Regions from separate parts of the Homo sapiens genome. Here region 1 is linked to region 2. Evidence: chromatin loops called from intact Hi-C (ENCODE). Cell type or tissue: HCT116. All regions are shown on one strand.

Region 1 (8,000 bases), 590 kb after region 2:
TTCTATCAGAAATTCTCCGGTATGCAGAAACTTACAGTATCTAAGTATTCAAAAACATCTTCACAGTATTCAAGCATAAACAGAAAATCCAATTTACAGTCCCCACATCTTACCATTTTGCGAAGTTTAACCACCCGGGTACCGCCGTTCTTGTCACCACCAACTGGTTTTGTAACAGTTGCGAGAACCTTCTCCTTCTTTTTCTTTTCAACCTACAAGGACACAAATGCATCAACAGTAAGAGAATGCCAATTAAGGTTAAGACATAATGGTCCGTGGTCCTCTTCCCTTACCTTGGATTTAGCGGCTGAGTACTTCCTCTTGTACATGGCCTTTCTGGAATACATGGCAGATCGGGAATACCTGCCAATTCCTCTGACAAGGACAGGGTTGCGGCTGCAATGGGGCTTCCCCTTCTTGGGCTTTTTAGCTTTGAGGTTACCCTTTTTCACCTTGCCACCAGCATCAACCTTCTTGGCTTCGGGTTTCTTCTCTTTAGTATCTGGCTTCTCAACTTTTTCACCCGCCATCTAAAAATATTTTTTTGTAGATAAAAAAAGGCATTTCACCAGTCATCTCTCTAACAAGACAATAATGAACCTGTACATGAATGGGCTGGGCTCCCCAGACTACAATCCCTCCCCCGGTAAGATACAGGCCTTCCTCTCAAACTCTACCCATTCTACTCCAACCTTCACTATGACTCATTTGGGGTTTGTCTCCCCAATACACTATAAACTTTTTTTTTGAGAATTTGAAACTACCTCACACCTATTAGGTTTTTTGCCAAATACTGAGCGGTCAGAAGTCCGTACAACCATTATTTTTTATTACTGTTTTGCGAATTAGAAAACTTAGATGCAGAATGTGTCCACAGGTTAGAAGCACCAAGACCAGAACTTGAAATCCCTTACTTTCAGTACCTTTCGTCTTAACCCTTAAGACCAGTGTCTCTTTTCAAGAAACTCGATTTAGGAATTGCGGACACAAACGGAATCAGCCCAAATTGAGCCAGAGAAAAAGATCGCAAAGACCAAGAGGCGACTTCCGGTCGGGGACGCTGGGAGACGCGAAACCTTTTGGCTTCAGTGCGGAACCCCAACGTGGCTGCGACAGGCTCAGTGTCATCCTCTGGAACCCAGGACCAGGAACACAGTGCACGCGCCGTCTCCCCGCTTCCTCTAACACCCACCAGTCTGCTACGGGTCCCCGAAAGGGCCTCGTTCCCCCAGCCCAAGAGAGTGGCGAAGAACCGGAGGGAGCCACTACGGCATTCTACCTCACCCTCTTTGTGCCCTGCCGCAAACCCAAACAACAAAAATGAAGCGTCTGGAAGGCCTCTCAGTTAGCCTTGGACATGTCCGACCCCTGTAGGTGTCGACTGGATGCCCTCCAGGTTCGGATGGCGAAGGATTGGGAGTCCTGAACTCAAGTCTTGCAGACAGGCCCGCGATTCTTACCTTGCAAGATGGGAAAGAGAATTAAGGTCCCGGCTTCCGGTCTATAAGCAATCATGGGAAGTGCGAGTCTCACTTCCTTCCGGATCTGGGGCATCATGGGGAATGTAGTATTTCCCCGTTAAGAAAAAAGTAGTAAATCCTAGGCCGGGTGCGGTGGCTCACGCCTGTAATCCCAGCCCTTTGGGAGGCCGAGGCAGGAGGATCCTCTGAGGTTGGCAGTTCGAGACCAGCCTGGCCAACATGGTGAAATCCCGTCTCTACTAAAAATACAAAAGGTAGCCGGGCGTGGGTGGTGCGTGTCTGTAATGACAGCCAGTCGAGGCGCGGAGGCAGGAGAATCACTTGAATCTGGAGGTGGAGATTGCAGTGAGCCAAGATCGCGACACTGCGCTCTAGGCAACAGAGCAAGATTCTCAAAAAAGAAAAAAAAAAAAAAAAGGGCCGGACACGGTGGCTCACGCCTGTAATCCCAGCACTCCAAAGATCGTGCCACTGCGTGCCACCGCACTCCAGCCTGGGAAATAGAGCCAGACTCAGTCTCAAAACAATAACAACAACAAAAAAAAGAAAAAAAGAAAAAAAATTAGCCGAGTGTGGTTGTTAGTGCCTGTAGTCCCAGCTATTCGGGAGGCTAAGGCGGGAGGATCACTTGAGTCTTGGAGGTCTGGGCTGCAGTGCAGTGAACTCTAATCTTGTCACTTGAGATTAGGTCAGTGGTCCCCTCTTCCCTTACCTTGGATTTAGCGGCTGACTACTTCCTCTTGTACATGGCCTTTCTCATTCCCGTCCTCCGGCCTGGCCTACAGAATGAGACTCTGTCTTAAAAAAAGTAAAAAAAAATTAAAGTGAGGATAACAATAGTAACTTACTTCATAAGGATGTTGGGAACATTAAATAATATATACAACAGTACTGAGAAGCATATTTGATTATTTGATGGATGGTAAATGCTACATAAGTGTTAGCTCTTTTTTTTTTTTTTTTTTTTTTTTTTTTTTTTTTTTTGAGATGGAGTCTCGCTCTGTCACCCAGGCTGGAGTGTGGTGGCACGATCTTGGCTCACGGCAACCTCTGCCTCCTGGGTTCAAGTGATTCTCCTGCCTCAGCCTCCCAAGTAGCAGGGATTACAGGCGCACACCACCATGCCCAGCTAATTTTTTGTATTTTTAGTAGAGACAGAGTTTCACCATGATGGCCAAGCTGGTTTTGAACTCCTGACCTCAAGTAATCCACCCGCCTCAGCCTCCCAAAGTGCTAGGATTACAGGCGTGAGCCACCGCACCTGGCGAACTGTTAGCTCTTGTTATTGTCACCATCACCACTACAATCATCTGATCATCAACATCCTAGTTGTTGTCAAGTATTCTGCTAAAGTTTATGCATGGGAGATAATAGGCAATATTGCATACAATGTGCCTTGCTTTATTTCATTTAATTCTCCCAACAACCTGTGAATGATACTATTATGAGGAAACTGAGTCTCAAGGACATTAAGTAACTTGCTCACAGCATAGATCTGATTCCAAAGATTGCACTCTTAACCATTAGGCTGCAAGATTAAAGAGATGATTAATGAAGATGCATGAGAGTTTTGCTCATGTTAGAATTAAAAATAAGAATATTTATTATCTTTTACAAAATACACAACACAGTATATGTGATAGTTCTTTACTGCTTCAAAGCCCTTAAGCCAACATGTACACATTTGTAATACCTTCTAGCTTGCGTTTTCCATTTTCCTCCATTCGTTTCTTTCTGGTTGCTAGAGCTTTTCACCTTGATTTTTTCAGATCGAAACCACCTGCTTCATGGCTGTGTCTCTGGGAATCATTTAGCCTTTTTCTGGTTCTGATTCACTGAGGATACAAATACAATGATCAGATGAACACTGCCCTTTTTTTTGAGAATGGGAATGTCAGCAGCTTTATTTGTTTAGCTTCCTCAGCAAAGCACCTCTTAGAAACTTCAACTGCAGAAAATGTACCACAATGAATGAATGAGATGCACAGTTGCTTACGTGGGCCCCTCAAAATTGCTGGCAATCTCAGATAATTTCACCTAGTGAACGCCCCAAAATATGTGTTGAATGACCTGTCATTAAAATAAAAACGTAGATGAACCCCCTCTTGTGTTTTGTTGCGGTATTGCAAAATTTACAATTCATTAGTTGGGCAAAATACCATGTTAGTTATAAAGTAAATGTTTTTATTAAGTTTAGTTTTGCCATATATAAAATTCTCTGAAATTTGTGCAGCACTTTAATCACAAAGCAGACATTTTTGCAGACACTTAATCTTTTTTTTTTTTTTCTGAGATGGAGTCTTGCTCTGTCGCCCAGGCTGGAGTGCAGTGCCGTGATCTTGGCTCACTGCAACCTCTGCCTCCTGGGTTCAAGCCATTCTCCTGCCTCAGCCTCTTGAGTAGCTGGGATTACAGGTGCCCGCTACCACACCTGGCTAATTTTTTTTTTTGAAACAGAGTCTTGCTCTTTTGCCCAGGCTGGAGCGCGGTGGCATGATCTCGGCTCACTGCAACCTTCGCCTCCCGGGTTCACGCCATTCTCCTGCCTCAGCCTCCCGAGTAGCTGGGACTACAGGCGCCCGCCACCATGCCTGACTAATTTTTTGTATTTTTAGTAGAGGTGGGGTTTCACTGTGTTAGCCAGGATGGTCTCGATCTCCTGACCTCGTGATCTGCCCGCCTCGACCTCCCAAAGTGCTGGGATTACAGGCCTGAGCCACCTTGCCCGGCCAATTTTTTGTGTTTTTATTGGAGACAGGATTTCACCATGTTGGCCAGGCTGGTTTTGAACTCCTGACCTCAGGTGATCTGCTCACCTCGGCCTCCCAAAGTGCTGGGATTACAGGCGTGAGCCACCTCGCCCAGCCTAATTTTTTTTTTTTTTTGGAGACAGAGTCTCGCTCTGTCGCCCAGGCTGGAATGCAAGGTGAGATCATGGCTCACTGCAGCCTTGACCTCCTGGGTTCAAGCAATCCTCCCACCTCAGCCCCCTGAGTAGCTGGGAGTACAGTGCACACCACCATACCTGGCTAATTTTTTTACATTTTTTGTAGAGACAGGGTCTCACAATGTTGCCTCAGCTGTATTTTTTGTTTGTTTGTTAGGCAGTAAATCTTTTAAAGCCTGGCCAACATGGTGAAACCCCATCTCTGCTAAAAATACAAAAATTAGCCAGGCATGGTGGTGCATGCCTGTAATTCCAGCTACTTGGGAGGCTGAGGCACGAGAATCACTTGAACCCGGGAGGCAGAGGTTGCAGTGAGCCGAGATTGTGCCACTGCACTCCAGCCTGGGCCACACAGTGAGACTCTGTCTCAAATAAATAAATAAATAAATAAATAAATAAATAAATAGAAAAATATCTTTATATGTGTTATGTATGTGTGTGAGCCTGTGTATGGGATGAGTTTGTGTGTTTGTATATGTATAAAGTGTGGAAAGACATACACCAAACCATTAACACTGCTGGGGATTGGGATATGGAGTACGTATGCATCAAGGAACAGAGAAAATTACTGTTTGTTATTTAGTTTGTTGCAAGGAACTTGTATTGCTTTTGTAATTGAGAAAGAAATTCAAATAAAGTAATGGCTATTATCTGAATTAATCTCTAAATGAATATATCTTTTTAAAATTAAGATGGAGTTGGCCGGGTGCGGTGGCTCACGCCTGTAATCCCAGCACTTTGGGAAGCCAAGGCAGGTGGATCACGAAGTCAGGAGATCGAGACCATCCTGGCTAACACGGCGAAACCCCGTCTCTACTAAAAAATACAAAAAAATTAGCCGGGCATGGTGGCGGGTGCCTGTAGTCCCAGCTACTCGGGAGGCTGAGGCAGGAGAATGGTGTGAACCCGGAAGGCAGAGTTTGCAGTGAGCCGAGATTGTGCCACTGCACTCCAGCCTGGGCGACAGAGTGAAGACTCCATCTTAAAAAGTAAATAAATAATAATAATAAAATAATTCAGATTGAGGTTTTTTTGTTTTGTTTTGTTTTGTTTTGTTTTTGCTATGTTGCCCAGGCTGCCAGTCTGGTCTCAAACTCCTGTCTCAAGAGATCCTCCTGTTAGCTACCATGCCCGGCCATATAAATGAATATGCCAGGCACTACTCCAGGCATATAAAGATGGGAAGACCGGCCGGACATGGTAGCTCATGCCTGTAATCCTAGCACTTTGGGAGGCGGAGGCAGGATGATTGTTTGAGCCCAGGGGTTTTAGACCAATCTGGGTAACATGGCAAAACCCTGTCTGTATTAAAAAAAAAAAAAAAGGAAGACAATGACTTTGTCTTAAAAGGAGATCATAATCTAAAGAAAGACACAGAACAACAATGACAGAACCCACAATGATGTTGAAATGTGTTAGGTGCTGATAGAAGCATGAAGAGGCAGCCCCAGGAGCATAGGAAAGGAGTCTCTCTTTTATTCTCAAAAAGTGAAAGAATGTTTTCTGGAGGAGCTGCTTAAGTTGGAGTTTAACCTTGCATGACTGTTTTCCAGGTGGAGAAGGGTTTGAAGAGTATTCCAGGCAGTAGGAACTAAATTTTGGAAGACAGGGATGCAAGAAACAGCTAGAAGCCTTTAGAAACTGCTAGATTATGTGAGGGTGTTGGCACAGGCCATATCTAGAACGGACTGATGTGCTAAGGGAAGGAGTTCAACTTAATGCTAGAGGGTTTGAACCTCCTTCATACAACAGGGGAGGGGAGTGACGTGATTAGATTTGTATTTTTAAAAGATTATTCATTCTAGCTGCAGAGTGTGCAGAATATAGGAAACACTAGGAAGGTAGTAGTTCCTGCACTCAAAGAGCTAATAGTTTACTTTGGAAAAGAGACAAATGATAGCCAGCTTTTATCAAGTGCTGACTTTGCCAGACACTGTTCTGAGTATTTCACAAACCTATCCTATGGTAGGATTTTGATTCCTACTTTGCAGAGAAGGAAACAGACACAGAGGAGTCAAATGACTTGCTTATAGACACCCAGGCAGCTAGATCAAGAACTTAATTGGCAGCCAGGCGCCGTGGCTCACGCCTGTAATTCCAGCACTTTGGGAGGCCGAGTCGGGTGGATCACGAGGTCAGGAGATCAAGACCATCCTGGCTAATGCGGTGAAACCCTGTCTCTACTAAAAAAATACAAAAAATTAGCCGGGCGTGGTGGCAGGTACCTGTAGTCCCAGCTACTTGGGAGGCTGAGGCAAGAGAATGGCGTGAACCCAGGAGGCGGTGCTTGCAGTGAGTCGAGATCACGCCACTGCACTCCAGCCTGGGAGACAGAGTGAGACTGTCTAAAAAAAAAAACAAAACAAAAAAAACCCACAAAACTTAATTGGATGCTTCCTATATGATACGGCTCTTAGATTTATAGTGTAGCATGTTAGGTTCTAAGGATAGGTGTCTTGGTGACCATCTGACCTGCACTAGAGAATCGGGTGAGGCTTGTATTCCAGAGGAAGTGGCTCCTAGCCTGAGATCAGAGGCATAGAGTTGATGTGGAGGACAGTCAGGAAGAACCCTCTGGGGAAAGAAAGCAGATTGTTAAAAGGCTCTACGCTGGGAAAGAATATGGCATATTGAGGGGAGCTGAAAGTCATTCAGCATGGCTGGGTCATAGAGAATGAAGCGAGTAGTGGGGAGACGGGGTGGTGAAGTGATTGGGGACCAGAGTTAAAAAAACTCTGGTGCATTGGCTCACGCCTGTAAATCCAAGGCCTTGGGAGGTCAAAGTGGGAGGACTGCTTGAGGCCAGGAGTTCAAGGCCAGCCTGGGCAACATAGCAAGACCTTGGGTCTAAAAAAATTTTTTTAAACTTTTTTTTGGGCCGGGCATGGTGGCTCACGCCTGTAATCCCAGCACTTTGGGAGGCTGAGGTGGGTGGATCACTTGAGGTCAGGAGTTGGAGACCAGCCTGGCCAACATGGCGAAACCCTGTCTCTACTAAAGATACAAAAAAAATTAGCTGGGCATGGTTGTGCGTGCCTGTAATCCCAGCTACTTGGGAGGCTCAGGCAGGAGAATTGCTTGAATCTGGGAGGTGGAGTTTGCAGTGAGCCGGGATTGCGCCACTGCACTCCAGCCTGGGTAACAGAATGAGACTCCAACTCAAACAAAACAAAAAACTTTTTTTTTTTTGTAGGGACAGGGGTCTTACTCTGTTGCCCAGGCTGTTCTTGAACTCTTTGGGCTCAAGAAATCCTCCCACCTAGGAGTCCCAAAACACTGGGATTACAGAGGTGAGCCACCACATCCAGGGGGATAAACCTTTTTTTTTTTTTTTTGGACTTCATTCTAAAATCAAGGAGAAGCCATTGGTGAATTCAATGTAGGGAGTGACTAGTTTTGCAGTTTTTTTTTTTTTTTTTTTTGAGATGGAGTCTCGCTCCGACGCCCAGGTGGGAGTGCAGTGGCGCAATCTTGGCTCACTGCAAGCACCACTTCCTGGGTTCAAGCAATTCTCTTGCCTCAGCCTCCTGAGTAGCTGGGACTACAGGTGCCTGCCACTGCACCCAGCTAAA
Region 2 (8,000 bases):
TAAGTTGAATTACAGACAATGTTGATAGGATCTGCAGCTGTCAGCTGTAAAACCTGAATGACTGCAATTAAGTCTGAGCGCTGAGCTGAAACCCCAGAGGTCATTATTGTTTGAGTATGTTTAGGTCCATAAATAGCTGCATGAGCTTTAGAAGAGCCATCAGTAAAATAAGTCTGGCCACCTGAAATAGGCTTGTGATGAGTAATCACAGGAAGAATGAAAGAATGGACTTTATAAAACTGCAAAACTTTGTCTGAGGGATAGTGGTTGTCTATGGCACCCACAAAGTCTGCAAAAGTGATTTGCCAGGCAGTTGACATTTCCCAAGCTGTGGACTGTTGCTGAGAGTCTAAAGGAACAATAATTTTATCTGGATCATATCCCATAGGCATCTTTGACCTATGCCTGCCCATAGTCACAATTTGTGTAATTAAAGAAAGATAGACTTGCAAAGTTTTGACTGATTAGGTAGAAAGAGCCATTCTATTACGGTTACAGATTTGTCTAAGCATTGGCCTAAAAGTCCTGTTGGAGAGTGAGGGATAGGAAGAACAAACAAAAGCAAAGGTTTTTGTGGCTGTAGCCATGAGGCATGTCATTGCTGTAGCATCTGCTCTACAAGTTGTAACTCCACTTCTGCCTCTTTGGTCAATTGCTGTGGGGAATTTAAGGAAGAATCTCCTTGCAGGGTTTGATAAAGATGTGTAAGTTGATAAGTTGCAATACCTAGCATTGGTCACAGCCAATTTATATCTCCTAATAATTATTGAAAATCATTTAAAGTCTGTAACCTGCCTTTATGGAGAACTACTTTCTGAGGCCGTACACTATTGGGGAACCTGCCCCGATATTCATGTAGGTTCTTTTCTATTTTTCCTAAGCATTGGCCAGCTTGAGAAATAAAGGGACAGAGTACAAAAGAGAGAAATTTTAAAGCTGGGCATCCGGGGGAGACATCACATGTCGGTAGGTTCCGTGATGCCCCACAAGCCGCAGAAACCAGCAAGTTTTTATTAGGGAGTTTCAAAAGGGGAGGGAGTGTGCGAATAGGTGTGGGTGACAGACATCAAGTACTTAACAGGGTAATAGAATATCACAAGGTGAGTGGAGGCAGGGTGAGATCACATGACCACAGGACCAAGGCGAAATTAAAATTGCTAATGAAGTTTCGGGCACCATTGTCATTGATAACATCTTATCAGGAGACAGGGTTTTGAGATCAACCTTCTGACCAAAATTTATTAGGCGGGAATTTCCTCTTCCTAAGAAGCCTGGGAGCACTATGGGAGACTGGAATCTATTTCATCTCTGCAGCCTCAACCATAAGAGACAGGTGCACCTGGGGGGGCTGTTTATAAGCCTATACCTCCAGGTGCGTATTCTCTTTCTCAGGGATGTTCCATGCTGAGAAAAAGAATTCAGTGATATTTCTCCCATTTGCTTTTGAAAGAAGAGAAATATGGCTCTGTTCTGCCCAGCTCACCAGCGGTCAGAGTTTAAGATTATCTCTCTTGTTCCCTGAACAATTGCTGTTATCCTGTTCTTTTTTCAAGGTGCCCACATTTCATATTGCTCAAACACACATGCTGTACAATTTGTGCAGTTAATGCAATTATCACATGGTCCTGAAGTGACATACATCCTCCTCAGTGGACAGGATTAAGAGATTAAAGTAAAGACAGGCATAGGAAAGCACAAAGGTATTGACTGGGGAAGTGATAAGTGTCCATGAAATCTTTACAACTTATGTTTAGAGATTGCAGTAAAGACAGGCATAAGAAATTACAAAAGTATTAATTTGGGGAACTAATAAATGTCCATAAAATCTTCACAATCCACATTCTTCTGCCATGGCTTCAGCCAGTCCCTCTGTTTGGGGTCCCTGACTTCCTGCAACAGTACACTCCCCTCCATAACAATAGTTCCTAAGTATTAGTATGGGGAAGTTGTTTGCACTTTCTCTGGAGCAATTTTGAGATTCCATTTAATTAAAGCCTGTTTTGTTTCTCTGAATAACTGATGTAAAATTTGATCTGTAGGAGCGGCCAAAAGAATATCATCCATAAAATGAATGATATACACAGTGGGAAACATATTTCAAGGCTCCTTTAATGCTCTTCCCACAAAATGCTGACATAATGTAGGACTGTTAAGCATGCCTTGAGGTAAAACTTTCCATTGATAGTGAGAAACAGGTTCTCTATGATTAATAGAAGACACAGAGAAGGCAAATTGAGGCTTATCCTTCTCGTGTTATGGTATAGTAAAGAAACAATCCTTAAGATCTATTCCTACAAGAGGCCTGTCTCTTGGAATGGCTGCTGGGGAAGGTAAACCTTGCTGTAAGGCACCCATTGGTTTAATTTGCGCATTAATAACTCTCAAATCATGCAGTAGTCACCATCTTCCAGACTTTTTTGGAATAACAAATACCGGTGAATTCCAGGGGCTGACTTCTCTATATGTCCTGCATTCAATTGTTCTTTTACCAACAGATGAAGTTGATCTAGCTTCTCCTGTGTTAGGGGCCATTGATCCACCCACATAGGTTTGTCACAAAGCCATTCTAATGGTAAGGCAGTGGGTCGAGGAGAAATATCAATGATCCCCATCAGAAATCCTGACATCCTTGCCCTTTTCTGTTTCTCCAGTTATAGATATCGGGTTAGGGTTTCCTTGTAGGAATTTCCCTAAACCTTTTCCACTCTGATATCCCATGTCCTTCAACATTTTAAATCCTGGGTTATGAAAGTTTTCATTTGTAAGTCTCATATCCCATGCTGTAAGTAATTCTTGACCCCATAAATTGATAGCTATATTTGCATCATAAGGCTGGAAAGTACATGATTGTCCATCCGGACCAAGACAAGGTAAAATCTCAGCACTCTGTTGAACACTTTTAGCTGCTCCTACTCCCACTAGGGATGTGGAGGTTAGTCTGAGAGGCCATGCTGGGGGCCAGTCCTTACTGGATATTACTGACACATCAGCTCCTGTGTCCATAAGCCCATACAATTTCTTTCCTTTACTTTGTACTACACAGGTGGGTCTATTATAAGCTATAGGTTGTGAACATAGATTTCTCATGTAGTTGTGCTCCCAAACCCTTTATTTCCTCGTTTCTCCTTTTATGGAGAAGGGTGTAATTTGCAGGGAATAAGCAATAATTGAGCAATATATTCTTCCGGTTCAAAAACCCAAAGATCTTGTGACATTAAAACTACTTGAATTTCTCCTTCATAATCAGAGTCAGCTACTCCTGGGACTACAGTAATGCCTTGCAAGTTAAGGCAGCTTTTGCCTAAAATTAGTCTATGTATCCTGCTGGTAAAGGTCCCCAAATGCCAATGGGAACTTTGATAGGTTTGTCTCCACCAATTAATGTAATTCTTTCTCTGACTGGAAGATCTAATCCTGCACTTCCTGGTGTTCCTGGGGTGAGGGAATCAATGTTCCTCCTGGGACCCACCCCTGAAGTGGGGTTGTGGTCTGAACTGGGAATGCCCTCATTGTTTGAGGGGCCCGGGTCCAGGCCCCCTTCTCGTTTCCTGACAGGTGGTTGCAGTTTTGATGAAATTTTGAGCGGCATTGAATAGCCCAGTGATTTCCTTTGTTACAGTGAGGACAGAGTCCTGGCGTTTTTTTCCGCTGGGCCAGGGGGGTGGAGGGCACCACATTATAAGGTCCTTTCTGCCCTGAGATCAGGCAGCATTCCTTTTTAAAATGTCCAGTTTTTCCACAATTATAACATTTTCCCACTTTAGGGTTTGACCGTTGGCTCCTTTTAGATTTGTCAACTACTAAATTAGCCATTGCTTGAGCTAAAATTGCAGAGCAATGAAGCTCAGTTTCTACATCCTGACAAGTTCTGAGAAAATTTCCCAAGTTTTGTACACCTCACAGGTGCCAGTGCACGTTTACAATCTGCGTTTGCATTCTCAAAAGCTAAAGTTAAGGTTAGCATTTCTGTGGCAGCGGTATGAGGAATTTGATGCTTCACTGCCTCTTGTAATCTTGCAAGAAATTGCACATAGGGTTCCTGTGACCCTTGCATGAGATGTAAAAAGGATTGTACTGGGACTCTCTCTTCTGGAATTGTGGCCCAGGCGTGTTTAGCAGCCTGTGCACACTGCTGATAAGCAGGATCTGGGAGTGCCATTTGACATTCCAGGTCTGAATAAAGGGCCATTACCTAACAGCATACCCTCTGTAATGTCTCCGTGTCCAGAAGCATGATTCTGTCTAGCCTGGTCTGCACACATTTCTTGCCAATTTAAATTCCAAGTCAGGTATGCAGTAGCAGACAAACAAGTGCAAGCCAAATGTTTTACATCAAAGGGTAGAAGGCGCATAGCACCAAATACAGATTCTAGCAATCCTAAGGTGAATGGGCTCTGTATCCCATTATTAATTACACTTAATTTTTCATTCCTTCAACAACGTAAACTCTAGTGGGGTGTGTTCATGAATAAACTGCTGTGGATTGTTTGGATCAGGCCTTATGGAAATAGGAAAAGTGCAGGCAGCAGAGCATAAAATTCTTTGTATTGAGGTCTCTATTTCGGCTACTGAAGGAGGCGGTACAGATGTTTCTGCAACTGGAGGGGGCGGTATAGGCCAATTTTTATCCTCCCTCTCCTGTTTTTTATTTTCAATTGGTGCTGTGGGTGGGACAACAGATTCTTTCAGATTTTTAGACTCAGAACATGACTCCTGCTGTCCAGCAGAATAAAAAGGATATAATGGCAGAAGGACAGTATGAACTAAACTCCTAGTGGAGAAAGCAGAAGAATCAACTTTAAGACCTTTTTGATGAGCCTGTTTTAATCCTTCTCCTGCTCTGTGCCAATTTTCTACATCAGGAGTGCCTGCCTGTGGAAACCATGGGTTATGCGTAATAACCTCCTGCAGCATCTTAGTTAATGTCTGAGAATTAACCTGAGCACCAGATTGTTTCAACAAAACTTTAAGCAACTGCACGTTTTTTTTTTCAACAGACAAATTCTGCCCCATGTTACCTGATTCAGAAAAATTCCCATTCCCAGTACTTCTTTTTTTTTTTTTTTTTTTTTGAGATGGTGTCTCGCTCTGTCACCCAGGCTGGAGTGCAGTGGTGCGATCTCGGCTCACTGCAAGCTCCACCTCCCAGGTTCACACCATTCTCCTGCCTCAGCCTCCCGAGTAGCTGGGACTACAGGCGCCCGCCACCACGCCCAGCTATTTTTTTGTATTTTTTAGTAAAGACGGGGTTTCACCGTGTTAGCCAGGATGGTCTCGATCTCCTGACCTCGTGATCTGCCCACCTCGGCCTCCCAAAGTGCTGGGACCCAGTACTTCTTTAAGAGAGCACTGACCTTATATTGCTCCCAGTACCTCGTTAGGGCACTGACCTTATATCTGCTGCCAGTGGACTCATCCCAGTGTCCCCATTCGTCTTGTCAATTTCAGCTTCTCTGCTTCAGCAGACCTTCTTCGTTCATGTCCTCAGAGTCCCTGTTCTGGGGTGCCACTTTGATGCGTGAATGGACCTTGGTGGACTGAACAAAGGGGGACGAATGCGAGAATAAAGATAAAGACAAAAAAGCATATTTGGAAGACATGGTCGGGGGCTCCTTGCTTCTAGTGAACAAGGGCCCTGAGCTTTAGAGCCCTTTGTATTTATTGGGTAAAGGAGATAGGGAGAAGGGTGGGGGGTGGTTGGTGGTCAGCAGCTTGATTTACAGCAGGCTTGCAAGACTGCATTATTTGAACAGTAGGCTCTGGATGTCCCAGTAGATAACCTCAAGGCATACAGTGCCGGGGAGTGATTGCCCTCAGCAAACCTTCTGGTGGCTGGAGCAGAAGCAAGTTTGCTCACATTCTGCATTCATGATAAACAGTTTGCTGTTTGATCATATAGCCTCAGTGGAATGCTGAGTTGGTCACGACCCACGGGCATTCAGCTCTCTATGAAAAGGAGCCTGGCATCTCTCTTGCTCCCTCCTGCCATCGGATATGCCAGCTCCCCCTTTGCCTTCTGACAGGCTTTCTAAGCTTCCTGAGGCTTCACCGGAAACAGAACAGATGCTAGTGCTGTGCTTGTACAGCCTGCAGAACCATGAGCCAAATCAATCTCGTTTCTTTATAAATTACTCTGCTTCACAGCTGGGCATGGTGGCTCACATCTGTAATCCCAGCACTTTGGGAGGCCGAGGTAGGTGGATTACTGAGGTCAAGAGTTCGAGACCAGCCTGACCAACATGGTGTAACCCCATCTCTAATAAAAATACAAAAATTAGCCAGGCATGGTAGGGCATGCCTGTAATCCCAGCTACCCAGGAGGCTGAGGCATGAGAATTGCTTGAACCCAGGAAGCAGAGGTTGCAGTGGGCCAAGATCGTGCCACTGCATTCCAGCCTAGGCAACAGAGCCAGACCCTGTCTCAAAAAAATAAAAATAAAAAATTACCCAGCTTCAGGTATTCTTTTATAGCAATGCAAAACAGACTAACACACTGTCTTTTTTTCTCAGCTGTAAAGTGAGAATAATCATTGTGAAATGAGATATTAAAATTCTTTGGAATCATGCCTCCTCAGCAGCTTTACAAGGCTACCATGTGGAGTTGTTCAGTGGGTATAGAGTTTCAGTTTTGCAACATGAAAAAGTTCTTGAGACTGGCTGCACAACAGTGTGGATATACTTAACGTTACTGAATTGTACTCTTAGAAATCGTTAGGATGAAGCTGGGCACGGTGGCTTATGCCTGTAATCCCAGTACTTTGGGAGGCAGAGGAGGGTGGATCATCTGAGGTCAGGAGTTTGAGACCAGCCTGGTCAACATGGTGAAATCCCGTCTCTACTAAAAATACAAAAAATTACTTGGGCATGGTGGTGGGTGCCTGTAATCCCAGCTACTCAGGAGGCTGAGGCAGGAGAATCGCTTGAACCCAGGAGGCGGAGGTTGCAGTGAGCCGAGATTGCACCATTGCACGCCAGCCTAGGTGACAGAGCAAGACTCCATCTCAAAGAAAAAAGAAATGGTTAGGCTGGTACATTTTATGCTATGCATTGTTTCTCAGAATAACAAAATTTTTAAGGAAATGACCACCACGTGAGATACCTAAAAAGCTGTCCCAGGAGAGGGATGATATTTATTCTGTGAGCTCTGAGAGGGGAGACAGGAGCCAGTTAGCAACCACTGAGTACTCCAGCCGGCCCACAAAGCCCCAGCATGGATGCTGCACCTGAGTGAGGCTGGCCTTGGAGACCTCTGGGCCCCTTCCAGCTCAGAGGTCTGAAGGATTTGAGCTGAGTCAGGTCAGCAGATGCTAGAACTTTCCATTCACAGACTGTCCAGTTTTGCTATATTTGAGGAACAGAAACAGGTCAGAAAGCAGGGCATGCTCTCATACTACTAGGAAAACATAATGTGATGCAACCTTTATTATTATCATTTATAGTATTATTTTTAAATTTTGTTATTTATTTATTATTTTATTTATTTTTTTTTGAGATGGATTTTCCCTCTTGTTGCCCCAGCTGGAGTGCACTTGCACAATCTCGGCTCACTGCAACCTCTGCCTCCCAGTTTCAAATGATTCTCCTGCCTCAGCCTCCTGAGTAGCTGGGACTACAGGCGTGTACCACCATGCCCAGCTAATTTTTGTATTTTTAGTAGAGACCGGGTTTCTGCATGTTGGCCAGGCTGGTCTCAAACTCCTGACCTCAGGTGATCCGCCCGCCTCAGCCTCCCAAAGTGCTGGGATTACAAGTGTGAGCCACCGTGCCCAATCTTTTTATTTATTTTATTGAGATAAGGTCTTGCTGTGTTACTCAGGCTGGTCTTGAACTCCTGGCCTTCCAGAGTGCCAAGATTACAGGTGTGAGCCAAGGTGCCCAGAAGGCACAACCTTTCTGGCAGGCATTCACAACTAAGAACTTAATCCAAGAGCACAATTGGCCAAGCGTGTGACGTTAGAGAAGAGCACTGTTGTTGTGAACTTCAACCAATGAAGATGGCC

Evidence for each region. A loop is a pair of places that touch in the nucleus more often than their neighbours do. Peaks named below come from ENCODE experiments on the same cell type or tissue, not always from the same donor. Only the 100,000 strongest peaks of a DNase experiment are listed, where the experiment ranks them.
Region 1: a loop joins it to region 2, with 19 times the contacts of the local background. A loop is called at or near these places in 2 of 110 quality-filtered maps.

The regions. Positions count from the first base shown.
Region 1 is chr12:112,408,127-112,416,126 of GRCh38, forward strand. It overlaps RPL6 (ribosomal protein L6), which reads right to left and starts at 1,479. Exons shown (of 7, transcript NM_000970.6): 1 at 1,461-1,479; 2 at 294-530; 3 at 114-212. The coding sequence starts at 530. RefSeq lists an enhancer at 1,110-1,289. In HCT116, a CTCF peak has its summit at 3,574; DNase peaks (open chromatin) are centred at 1,525 and 3,564; H3K4me3 peaks cover 2,169 bases; H3K27ac peaks cover 1,562 bases.
Region 2 is chr12:111,819,906-111,827,905 of GRCh38, forward strand. No RefSeq gene overlaps it. Among named protein-coding and RNA genes, the nearest start is that of MAPKAPK5, 18 kb to the right of the region's middle. In HCT116, a CTCF peak has its summit at 4,640; no DNase peak of the experiment used is centred here.